Regions from separate parts of the Homo sapiens genome. Here region 1 is linked to region 2. Evidence: chromatin contacts called from ENCODE Hi-C data. All regions are on one chromosome and are shown on one strand. The core of a region is the stretch at or near the end of the contact, and the rest is flanking DNA. Distances in the headings are between cores, read along the strand shown. Region 1 overlaps VWF (von Willebrand factor). Region 2 holds the start of TAPBPL (TAP binding protein like).

Region 1 (7,787 bases), core at 57-2,556, 390 kb before region 2:
AGTGGGTTTATTATTATAATTTTTGAATGAGTTAATAAATACATATTTTAAATGTCTCTAATTTAATTTTCAATCTGATAAATACCAATAAATATAATCCTCCTACAAGATCTTGAGGTCCTCAATAATTTTTAAGAGTGTAAAGGCATTCAAGACCAAAAAGCGAGAACCACTTTTTGTTCTGATGGGAAAGGCATGAGGCAGAGAACTAATCCTCGCTCTGCCATGACACGGTTGGTGGGGGTCAGAGTGGGATCAGTCCTCTGATCAGAGGAGTCTATCCTAGCCCTGGAAGTTCTGGAGTGCTGCACCATCCCTCCACTTCCTGTGCCCTGGTTGCCTCATTTATAAAATGGCAGTAATATTTGCACTGTCCACCTGCCAGGGTCATTTCCAGAGAAACAGTGAAAAGTATGGATTGCTATCCAGTGTGATTCCAGGACCACCAAGAACAAGAGGAAGTGGCCCACACATGCAGAGTCCCAGTGTCCAGGGGAAGAATCTGGTGGTTTCCTGAGCAACCTTTCCCGGGCAGGCTTTCTCTTAGCTGAGAGTGCCAATCTGGCTCTTCCCTTACTGCCCACAGTGGGCACCCAGGGAGACACCCCTGCTCCCGGGCCTTGTTTCAGCCGGGAGATTGGACAGCAAACCTGCTCCTTCCCCAGCCCCACAAGAGCCCACCCCAGTCTAGAGGCCCTTGGGATAGCAGAGCCCAGCAGGAAGAATCCCCAGGGCCAAGAAGGGGCATCCAGAAAACAAACACCAGCCTCATAAACAAGAGAGGCCTGTTTCTCGCTCTGGGGGTGTAGGCCATGAGGAGAAAGGAATTCTTCTCCCACCACACAAAGCCATTCTACCCAGAGCACAAGGGGTACTTTGTAAGGGTCGGGCCGCAGGGAGCCAGTACCCCGTGAGGGCACCTACCTTCACCAGCAGCCTCCCGCGGCCATCCCAGTCCATCTGCAGGTCCTCCCCGTAGCTGAGGCGCACGGAGGCCGTCACTGTATGCTGGATGCGGAGGTCACCTGGAACCCAGCAGGACAGGACTCAGGCAGAGGTGGGGAGAGGACAGGGTGGTGGCAGGCAGATGTATTTGGGAGGAAATGGGGTGTCTCAAAAGGATGGTAGCACTGAAGAGCAATGACTTAGGGGCAGATGGGGTGGCCATGAGGTTTAAGGGGGTGTCAGGAGGAAGGGTGATCAAGGTGGACAGAGCGCAAATAGGGTCCCCCAGGAAGAAGCCTCTGCACCCCCCGCTATGACCTGCCATTCCCCCTACTGCCACAGGAGGGAGGCAGAGGCTCCTGCATCCTGGGCTGTAGGCAGGTGCCCTGGAGCAGAGGGGGATCTCTTTAGCATTGACACCACGACATCTGAATGTGCCTGGGACACTCTGCCACTGCACACCACCTCATGTCTGAGCGATGCTGTGTACGACACTGAATACAGCAATTGTTGCTTCTGTGGGAAGGTGGCGACAGATAGGAGCACACCCCTTGCCCTGGGGGAACAAACATATCTTATAAGGAGACACACAGCATAACACCCATGGACGTGCTGGGTACCCACTAGCCCAAGTTCATCCGCTGTGTGCAATGCTAGGATAATGGGCGACAAAGTGGCCAGCAGTTGTGGAGAAGAAGGAAGAGTCTGAGAGCCACTTTGAGTGTGAAGTTTGGGAGCTTTACCATGCAAAAGCAGGTTTGCTTTGACCGGCACAGTGCAACCCAGGTGAAGATACTGGACAGGTAGGTTTTTTGCTACCTCTAGACAGGCCAGAGGGTCACCTGGCCTCGCCCCAAGTGGCATCCTCTGGTGTGACATCACCAGCCACCCCCGATCTCTCAGCATCAGCCTCTGCCCCTGTCCCACCCCAGAGCAAACCAGAACCACCTGCCCAAGACTCAACTCGCCCCTTTGGTTCAAGCCAAATAAAAATCCTCTCGGTTCCCTTTTCCCATCTACACTCTGTCCCAGGTCTAGAGCAACCTCTTCATCTATAGGCTTCCTTCTCTAGTCTTCCTCCTCCAGGAAGCCTTCCTTTCTTGGAGGGATGCATGCCAAGCACCCCACCCTGCCCTCCAAAAATAACTCTCCATCACATTCCCATGGAAGAGGCATGCAGGTCCTTAAGGACAGTGGCCAGGGTTGAGAAGGAGGGTGCTAAGGGATGGGCTGTGCCAGCCCCAGGCCTGATGGAGCAGGACGAAGCATACCTTTCAGGAGGGGGAGCTGGACGTCCTGGCCATCCATGGCAACTCCTGCCCCATGCTTCAGTTTCACAAGGCTGTTGTGCAGGCCAGGCAGCCGGACGGTGACGGAGCGGGTGCACACAGCGTCGCGGTCATCAGCACACTGCCAAGAGGGAACACAGGGTGACTTTGCTGCACCCCCTGCCTATCCAGCTCCCCAGCCCAGGACCCTCTTAATCAGAGAAAGGCCTCAACCCGAGAGCCTCTGGCCTTCTCATAACCTACAACTCCATTCTCCCAGAATACTCCATGTGAATGGGGCCCCCTAGAGTTGTGCAGCAAGAAGGCTTGCTAAGTGCATCCTTGCACACGCCTTCTCCCAGCCTGGCCCAGTCTCTTATAAAGAACCATGGGCCTCTGCTTCATCGTGTTCCTTGGACCTACTGTTCCAAAGAGAATCAAAGACTTTGATCCTCAAGGAAAGCCCTGTGCATTCTCTTCGTCCTCATCTTTGCTTCCATCCCTACAGAAAGGAAGCCACACATGTACCACAGAGTTCAGAAGAGAAGACCAGCCCTCTTTGCCCCCACCCCAGCCATCCCCAGCTCCAAACATCAGAGGGTTAGTTATGGGGGCAACAGGCTAGACCCAAGCAGGATGCGTCCACTGGGTGGGGAGCTGAGCCAGCCCTGAGGAGGCATTATTGTCAGGGCAGGATGCCTTCCGCCAGCATCTAGGGAGAGAGGGGATGGGCTGGGTTTCTGGATGAATGAGGAGCTAACTGAAGTCTGGAAGAGACCTCCCTCATGCACAGAAAGCAATGCCCCACGCCTTCCAGGGACTGCCCATTCAGCCTAGCAGCTATGCAGCACCTTGGGCTACCACCCGACCAGCAGCCGGGCTGGCAAAGCTCACCTGGACAGTCTCAATGACAATGGAGAAGGAGTGGTCCTGGCAATCCCGGGCCAGCAGGTACTGGCAGATCCCACTGAAGGTGAAGTATCTGTTGTCAAAGCTCTTGAAGTGTGATTGACCTGTGACAAGGCACTCCCCTGGAGAGACACAGAGGAAGGGAGAAGAATGGGAGGTGAGGGCACTTCCCCTGGGGTGGCCAAGGTGGAATGCATATGCAAGCAGGGTGCCCTTCCCCAAAACTGCATGGACGTCCTTTGCCCAAACCAGTCTAAAAACAAGTTCTACGAGAAAATTCGGTTCCTGCTCCTAAAACTGCAAGATGTCAGAGCTGGGTCATTCAGGTCAAGGCCTCATTTTACAGATGGGGCAACTAAGGAAGGTGACAGAGCCACACTCAGTCAGTGGTGGAACCACGCAGGAACCCACGCTCCTGCTTCCAGGCTCCCTGCAGCCTCCCCTCCTCCCTCACAGCTCACTGCCATGTCCCACGCTACCTGCTGGCATCAGGGCCACACCAGCCTCAGACTGGTGCCAGCGGAATGCCTGGCCAGGGGGAGGCTGCCCAATAGCACAGGGTTCTCTGAACCTGAGTGTGGAGAGGCTCTGGGAAACAGTGTCACCCCTGGAGAGTCCCTGGAGGCCAGGGGGCAGAGTAGGCAGCCCAGAGGCAGGATGAGGTGGGAGGGTGAGGCAGGACAGTCTTGGAGCTCAGCAGTGAAAATGGGGACTCCATCCTCCTCACCAGCAGAGGGGCAACTCTAAGGCCATTGCTTTCTGCGTCCTCAGAGGGGCAAGCCCACGCTGTGACTCCAGCCAGGGCCAATGGGGAACCAGGAGGCCATCTGCCCATGATCTCACCACCACCCAGGCAGTGCTGACCTCGGCAGCGCCAGCTTCCCAGCCCAGGCTGACACATCTGTGGGTGGGGACTAGGACTCCCCTTCATCACCCTGCAACCCAAAGCCCTCAGCTTGTCCCCACCCTAATTCCCACACCATCTCCCCCACGCCCCAGCCTAGGCCCCATACTTGTGGCCCAATGCACCTCCAAACTGAGATCACACATCCTGGAAGGTGTCCTGGCAGGGGGAGGCCTCTGCCAATGTCTCCAGTGATTCTCCATCAACCTGCCTGGCTTGAGGCAATCCCATCTTCAGGGCCAAACATGGACCCATCAAAGCTGAAAAGGGCATCTGGATCCCTTCCCAACCTGCCCTATATATTTCCTCCACCTGCTCTCATCTTTGCTATCTACTCTACAGAAAAAGAAATATATATAGAGAGAGACACCATTGCCATTTGGTGAAGGAGGAAGACTTTTCCCACCCAGTCACTCTACGGTGCATGTGTGAGTTCCTTTCTCTAAGGATCAAAGCAAAGATGAGGACACATAGAGTGCACAGGGCTTCCCCTGAGACCCTCCAAACAGCGGAAGCTTGGCTGTCTACAGCGCTACCTCAGCCTCCACCTGAAGTTCCCCCTTTGGGGAACAGATGCTAGACCAACGTTGGAAAGACAAATGTAAGAGGGTCCTACAGACCATCCTATGTGGGCCCAGCTCCAGGGGCTAATGCTAGCCCTGTCACACAGCCAAGGGGTCCCCAAAAGGCACAGAGAGATTCTAGCTTGTCAAGGACAAGCTCCACAGGCCCTCACTGTCTGGCACTTCATGCTCGCATGTGCCCTGACAGGCCCAGCCAGGGGCCAGGCTAGACTGTGCAGTACTGGACCCAGGTGTGGGCCTGCCTTTGAGATGTGTATGAAGGCAGGATTAAGGATGAGGTGCCTCAGGGATGTACACATCCCTCTGCCTGGTCCCCAGGACAGTGGATCCCTTCCAGGACAGCATGGGTCAGGAGGGCACATCCAGCCCAGAGGAAATTAGGAGAAAGTGGAAAGGCCCCAGATCACTCCCATCAGCATGGCCCACCTTCTCCGCTGCCCCCTCTAGAAGAGCGGGAGTGAGGAGTGACTGTTCGTGGAGGACAGAGCAGGCCACAAGATAGGGGCCAGGATCGTCCCAGCCCATTCTGGATGTGCTGTAATTTCAAGTCCAGTGAGGTCTCAGGAAAGCCTTTTTGAACTGACCATTTTTCAGAAATTATCATCATTCTACAAACACAGTAATATGGTCATTTGTGTCAAATGTCTTGACCCCAGGGCAGTAAAAATGGGTGGGAATTCTTCCCCCTGCCTTTCTGTGTTTTCTCAGAGCACTCTTATCTAAGCAAGAAAATGGACTTCTGTCTTCTTTAACAATACCCAGGAAAAGAAGGGTCAACGAGAAATGTGCAAATATTCGAAAGGAAAACTTTCAGGGCCAGCATCTAATCGTCTCATCTGATTTCCTTCTCTGACCTTCACTGACTTGTGTTCCCAAGTTTCTCGCAAATCAGAAGTCTAAATATTATATGAGCTTATCTCCTCGGTACAACTGAGCAACAGAGCCACAAACACAGGAAAATGGGTGGGTGAGCTGCCAGGTAGCCGTTAGCCACGGGAGCTAGAACGTCAGCCAGAACTATGGGCCATGCGAACACGCTCACCCATCCTCCACCCAGGATGGGACACTAGGATATTCCCCATCAGTCAGCAACAGGCAGCTCCTGACGAACAGCGGGCCCACCACTAGATGGAGATGGGCACTGGAAGTTTGGGGAATGAATGAAAGGCAGGTGATTCCTAAAACTGCATTTAAAAAAAAAAGAGCATCCAGGCCGGGCCGTCATGGCTCATGCCTATAATCCCAGCACTTTGGGAGGCTGAGACAGGCGGAGCACCCAAGGTCAGGAGTTCGAGACCAGCCTGGCCAACATGGTGAAACCCCGTCTCTACTAAAAATACAAAAAATTAGCCGGGTGTGGTGGCAGGTGCCTGTAATCCCAGCTACTCGGGAGGCTGAGGCAGGAGAATTGCTTGAACCCAGGAGGCAGAGGTTGCAGTGAGCTGAGATCACGCCACTGCACCCCAGCCTGGGCGACTGAGTGAAACTCTGTCTCAAAAAAAAAAAAAAAAAAAAATCCAGAAGTTAAAGCAGATCCATTTCTATGTGAATAAAGATCCTGCCTCATGAAAAAAAACAAAACGGAACCTCTCACCTAATGGAAGCACATTACCTCTTCTAAACAAACCCTTTGGTTTGCAGTAGTGAGCCCTGGACGCGGCTGCCCTGCTCCAGACCATTTGTTTCCCCAGCCCCACAACCCTCTACCTCCCAAAGCCTTCCCTGCAGAAATGCCCAACCCACAGGCCTTTAGCAAAGCAACTCAGACTTCCACCAGATGCAAATTGTCACCAAAGCCTGCAACATAATCTCTACCAAATGTGCAAGATGCATTTCTTTTTTTTTTTCCTGAGACAGTCTCGCTCTGTTGCCCGGCGTGGAGTGCAGTGGCGCCATCTCGGCTCACTGAAGACTCTATCTCCGGGGCTCTCACAATTCTCCTGCCTCAGCTTCCCGAGTAGCTGAGATTACAGGCATGTGCCACCATGCCCAGCTAATTTCTGTGGGTTTTTTGTTTTTGTTTTTGTTTTTAGTATAGACAGGGTTTCACCATTGGCCAGGTTGGTCTCAAACTCCTGACCTCAAATGATCCACCTGCCTTGGCCTCCCAAAGTGCTGGGATTACAGGCATGAGCTGCCGCGCCTGGCCCAAGATGCATTTTTTTTTCTTTTTCTTCCTTTTTTTTTTTTTTTTGCGTGTGTGTGTGTGTGTGTGTGTGTGTGTGTGTATGTGTGTGTGATAGGATCTCTGTCACCCAGCAGGCTGGAGTGCAGTGATGCCATCACAGCTCACTGCAGCCTTAATCTCCCAGGCTCAAGCGATCCCCCCATCTCAGCCTCCCAAGTACCTGGGACTACAGGCACACACCACTATGCCTGGCTAATGTTTGTATTTTTTGTAGCCATGGGGTTTCACCATGTTGCCCAGGCTGGTCTCCAACCCCTGGGCTCAAGCGCTCTGCCCACTGAGCCTCCCAAAAAGCTGGGATTACAGGCGTGAGCCACCATGCCTGGCATAAGATACATTTCCAAGTGCTCCATGGAAACCATCTCATTGATTGCTCCTATGAAGTGCTCATTATTATCCCCAGTTTACAGATGAGGAAACTGAAGCATAGAGAAGTTCAACTCATCCAAGTTCCCAAAGAAACTGAACAGGGATCTGAATACGGGCAGGTCTGTCCAGCTGCAGAGCCCAGAGCCCTTGATGCCACCTAAAACTGCCTCCCGGGTTGGCTCCTACCATTTCTCACATGGCTGATGTCATTCTAATCCTCCTCCAGGGGCTGCAGAGAAGCTCCGGCCTGCTCCTCACTTTACAAGCAGAGCCAAGCATATCCCCTCCAGAACCATACCGCCTATTCTTCCCATCAGAAGCTCTATCTGCAGTCATCACACTGGGAGCATCAGACAGCCCCACTGCCTGCTGAGTCATGGCAGGGTGTGGAAATATGCTTGTGTGCGTGGGTGCAAATGGACCGGGAGGCGATGATCAACAAAACTCCCAAACTAGAAAAAGATGGTCAGAGCCAGGGCTTTGAGAATGCAGAGAAGAGCGTAGTGGTTTTGTTGGCAAAATATCAAACCACTTAGTAGACAGAATTGACACTGTTTATCTTTTCATCAAGACATCAAGAGAATGTCTTACATCCTCAGCAAAGTCATCTTCTAGATTTT
Region 2 (3,847 bases), core at 1-2,500:
ATAAGGTGGGGGAAAGGGGAGAGGCAAGGTGACAGGAGGGCTGGGCTGAGGGAGCCAAGGGCTAGACCCTCCCCTAACCCCTGTGTGTCCCCTCCTATTACAGCCCAAAGATCCCTGTGCAGCTCCGATTTTATTCGCATCCTTGTGATCTTCTCTGGAATGTTCCTTGTTTTCACCCTGGCCGGGGCCCTGTTCCTCCATCAACGAAGGAAATATAGATCAAGTAAGAGACAGAACACAGGCCTCCGGTCCTGCCCCTGCACCACACCCCACTGGCTCAACCCCACTGCCCACGCCTGGAATCTCACTGAAACCCACCAGCTCCACTTCACCAGCCTTGGTCCTACCCCTTCTCTCCCCTTAGCTGGCGTGCTCCTGACACCCCTCCCCCAAGCGCACCCGCCTCTACCCATCTCCTTCTCCCGTCTCCCCCTGCCCCCACTGCTGGCCAAGACTCATCGGATCTCCTTCTGCAGACAAAGGAGAAAGTCCTGTGGAGCCTGCAGAGCCTTGTCATTACAGCTGCCCCAGGGAGGAGGAGGGCAGCACCATCCCCATCCAGGAGGATTACCGAAAACCGGAGCCTGCCTGCTCCCCCTGAGCCAGCACCTGCGGGAGCTGCACTACAGCCCTGGCCTCCACCCCCACCCCGCCGACCATCCAAGGGAGAGTGAGACCTGGCAGCCACAACTGCAGTCCCATCCTCTTGTCAGGGCCCTTTCCTGTGTACACGTGACAGAGTGCCTTTTCGAGACTGGCAGGGACGAGGACAAATATGGATGAGGTGGAGAGTGGGAAGCAGGAGCCCAGCCAGCTGCGCCTGCGCTGCAGGAGGGCGGGGGCTCTGGTTGTAAAACACACTTCCTGCTGCGAAAGACCCACATGCTACAAGACGGGCAAAATAAAGTGACAGATGACCACCCTGCAGCTCTCCAGCTTCCTCTCTGAAATCCCAGTCCCAAAATCCAGTTTCCTGGCCGCCTCCTGGCTCAGGTCAGGATCTGGCAGAGGAGGTTTCTCAGCCGGTTATGTTGGGGCCTGCTTAAGGGCGGGGGTGAGAAAGGTCCCCAGGCTACTGTGGATCCTGTGTCTGACTTCAGATCCCCTTTTCCCACAGTTATAGCTCCACTTTTTTGGGACAGGTGGGGAGCAAAAGGGTGCAGAGGTCAGGTCTTGAAATCACCAGGGGATTTCCGGGTGAGGTGGGTGGTGAGAAAGGAAACAGCAAGCAGGGCTCTGGCAGCTGCTGCAGACGGCTTCACACAGGGACGCGGGCTGCCATCTTGCTCTAAGTGAAAGTGAAAGAAAAGTCGGCAGCAGAGGGAACAGGGAAGAAACCTAAAGGCTGCAGGCTGCCAGGTGTGCTTGGAGAGCCCCCTTCTTCCGCCGGGCCTCGCAAGCAGCGTAGGACTGTGGAGAAGGGCGGTGGGCAAGGAGGGAACTCGAGAGCAGCCTCCATGGGCACACAGGAGGGCTGGTGCCTGCTGCTCTGCCTGGCTCTATCTGGAGCAGCAGAAACCAGTGAGTCTGGGAGTCGGGGAGAGCTGGCTGGGAGAAGAGCTACTGAAGCCCCAGGGTGCCACCCTCCCCGAGATTCCAGAAGAGCAAAGGGGCCGGGGATGACCCCATCGCCTTCTAAGCCCAACAGGGGAAAGGCTCAGCGGCTGGCAAAGGAAGGAACCAATAGTGTGTGTGGAGGGAGGGTGGGGACTCCACAGGGAAAATGCTAAAGAGGGGCTGCCTCTGTGGCTGTGGTCAGGAGCCACTGTCCTACAGAGAGGGCACTGGCCTGGGAGCTGACACTTCAGAAGAGGAAAGGACTCCCCAGGTGAGGAAATCACTTGGAAGGTGACCTTGAAGGCGGGGGAGGGGAAGGCTACCCGAAATGGGAGAAAGCAGTGCAGGCTGTCAGTGCCCCAGCAACAGTAACTGTCCAGTCTCCTCTCTCTGCGGTGGCACTTGCTTGTTTTCTGAGAATTCCTTTGACTGAAAAGATAGTCTTTTATTCAACAGTTGGAAATGCAAGCATAAACTCCTCTGAGCAAGGCAAATCCAGGACTTTAACTCTCACCAAGAAGTATTTGCCTGGACTAGCAGGTGCTCTCCAGAAAGCTGGTTTGGGGATGACGGGAGAATAGAGGGACACAGAAACAGCTAGGATCTTGGATGGCAACTTTTACCCTTTGATGACTCCACAGCTTGAGGGCGGGGGCAGGAAGCAAGTGTGGAGTAGCTTTCTGGGGAAGGCGGTGCTCACCCCAGCCTTTGTCTGCAGAGCCCCACCCAGCAGAGGGGCAGTGGCGGGCAGTGGACGTGGTCCTAGACTGCTTCCTGGCGAAGGACGGTGCGCACCGTGGAGCTCTCGCCAGCAGTGAGGACAGGGCAAGGGCCTCCCTTGTGCTGAAGCAGGTGCCAGTGCTGGACGATGGCTCCCTGGAGGACTTCACCGATTTCCAAGGGGGCACACTGGCCCAAGATGACCCACCTATTATCTTTGAGGCCTCAGGTAAAAGCCTTCCACCTGTGTCCTTGGTCCTCCCGGGCTCCCTCCACCAGGACAGCCCAGGTCCCGATTACAGCCACACATACTGCCTCCCGTTGGCCCTGGTGTTCTCACGCTAATTTGCCCTCTGTGTGTGCCCTGCTTCTCCCCAGTGGACCTGGTCCAGATTCCCCAGGCCGAGGCCTTGCTCCATGCTGACTGCAGTGGGAAGGAGGTGACCTGTGAGATCTCCCGCTACTTTCTCCAGATGACAGAGACCACTGTTAAGACAGCAGCTTGGTTCATGGCCAACATGCAGGTCTCTGGAGGGGGACCTAGCATCTCCTTGGTGATGAAGACTCCCAGGGTCACCAAGAATGAGGCGCTCTGGCACCCGACGCTGAACTTGCCACTGAGCCCCCAGGGGACTGTGCGAACTGCAGGTAAGAAAATGAAAAGCAAGGCCAGGTGTGGTGGCTCACGCCTGTAATTCCAGAATTTTGGGATACCGAGGTCGGTGGATCACCTGAGGTCAGGAGTTTGAGATCAGCCTGGTCAACACGGTGAAACCCCGTCTCTACTAATACCAAAATTAGCCGGGCATGGTGGCGGGTGCCTGTAATCCCAGCTACGAGGGAGGCTGAGGCAGGAGAATCGCTTGAACCCGGAAGGCAGAGGTTGCGGTGAGCCGAGATCACACCATGGCACTTCAGCCTGGGCAACAAGAGCGAAACTCCATCTCAAAAAAAAAAAAGAAAAGAAAAGAAAAGCAAGTCACAGAAAGTTTTGCTTTTCTAAAGTGGTAAGATATGGGGCACAGAAGAAGAAAGGGAACAAATCCACCTCCATCCACACTGGTCACCTCAGGGCACCCCTAGGCCTTGGTCCTTTCTTCCTAAAAACCCCTGAGTCAGGCCAGGTGCGAAGGCCCATGCCTGTAATCCCAGCACTTTGGGAGGCCAAGGCAGGTGGATCACCTGAGGTCAGGAGTTCAAGACCAGCCTGGCCAACATGGTGAAACCCCCTCTCTACTAAAATACAGAAATTAGCCGGGCATGATGGCAGGTGCCTGTAATCCCAGCTACTCAGGAGACTGAGACGGGAGAATCACTTGAACCTGAGAGACGGTGGTTGCAGTGAGCCGAGATTGCGCCACTGCACTCCAGCCTGGGCAGCTGAGTGAGACACCGTCTCAAAAACAACAACAACAACAAAAACCCTGAGTCCACAAGAGAATGCTTCGCAGCCCCTACCTGAACGTCCCCAGGCACACAGACAACCTGTGTTATTTCCAAAATGGAGATCGTTCTCATCTCACTGGGCTGCCATGAGGAAATAAGACACATGATGCTATTCTGTACATGG

Evidence for each region. A loop is a pair of places that touch in the nucleus more often than their neighbours do. Pooled maps may share reads with other maps.
Region 1: a map of HAP-1 shows a loop between it and region 2 (2.3-fold over the local background). The contact joins the enhancer-like site here to the promoter of TAPBPL in region 2. A Hi-C loop is called at or near these places in 8 of 168 maps with a recorded cell type or tissue (HAP-1, HCT116, IMR-90 and 5 more) and 7 of 50 pooled maps.

The regions. Positions count from the first base shown.
Region 1 is chr12:6,062,030-6,069,816 of GRCh38, forward strand. It overlaps VWF (von Willebrand factor), which reads right to left. Exons shown (of 52, transcript NM_000552.5): 11 at 3,108-3,244; 12 at 2,217-2,355; 13 at 925-1,025. Among named protein-coding and RNA genes, the nearest start is that of SNORA120, 26 kb to the left of the region's middle. Within about 2 kb of position 1,307, at least 5 of the 41 ENCODE cell types and tissues checked have a DNase peak (open chromatin) inside an H3K27ac peak, as active enhancers do.
Region 2 is chr12:6,450,792-6,454,638 of GRCh38, forward strand. It overlaps TAPBPL (TAP binding protein like), which reads left to right and starts at 1,251. Exons shown (of 7, transcript NM_018009.5): 1 at 1,251-1,521; 2 at 2,276-2,506; 3 at 2,656-2,925. The coding sequence starts at 1,458. CD27 (CD27 molecule) reads left to right here. Exons shown (of 6, transcript NM_001242.5): 5 at 104-223; 6 at 477-922. The coding sequence ends at 601. CD27-AS1 (CD27 antisense RNA 1) reads right to left here and starts at 726. Exons shown (of 6, transcript NR_015382.2): 1 at 1-726. RefSeq lists enhancers at 61-270, 361-520, 951-1,550.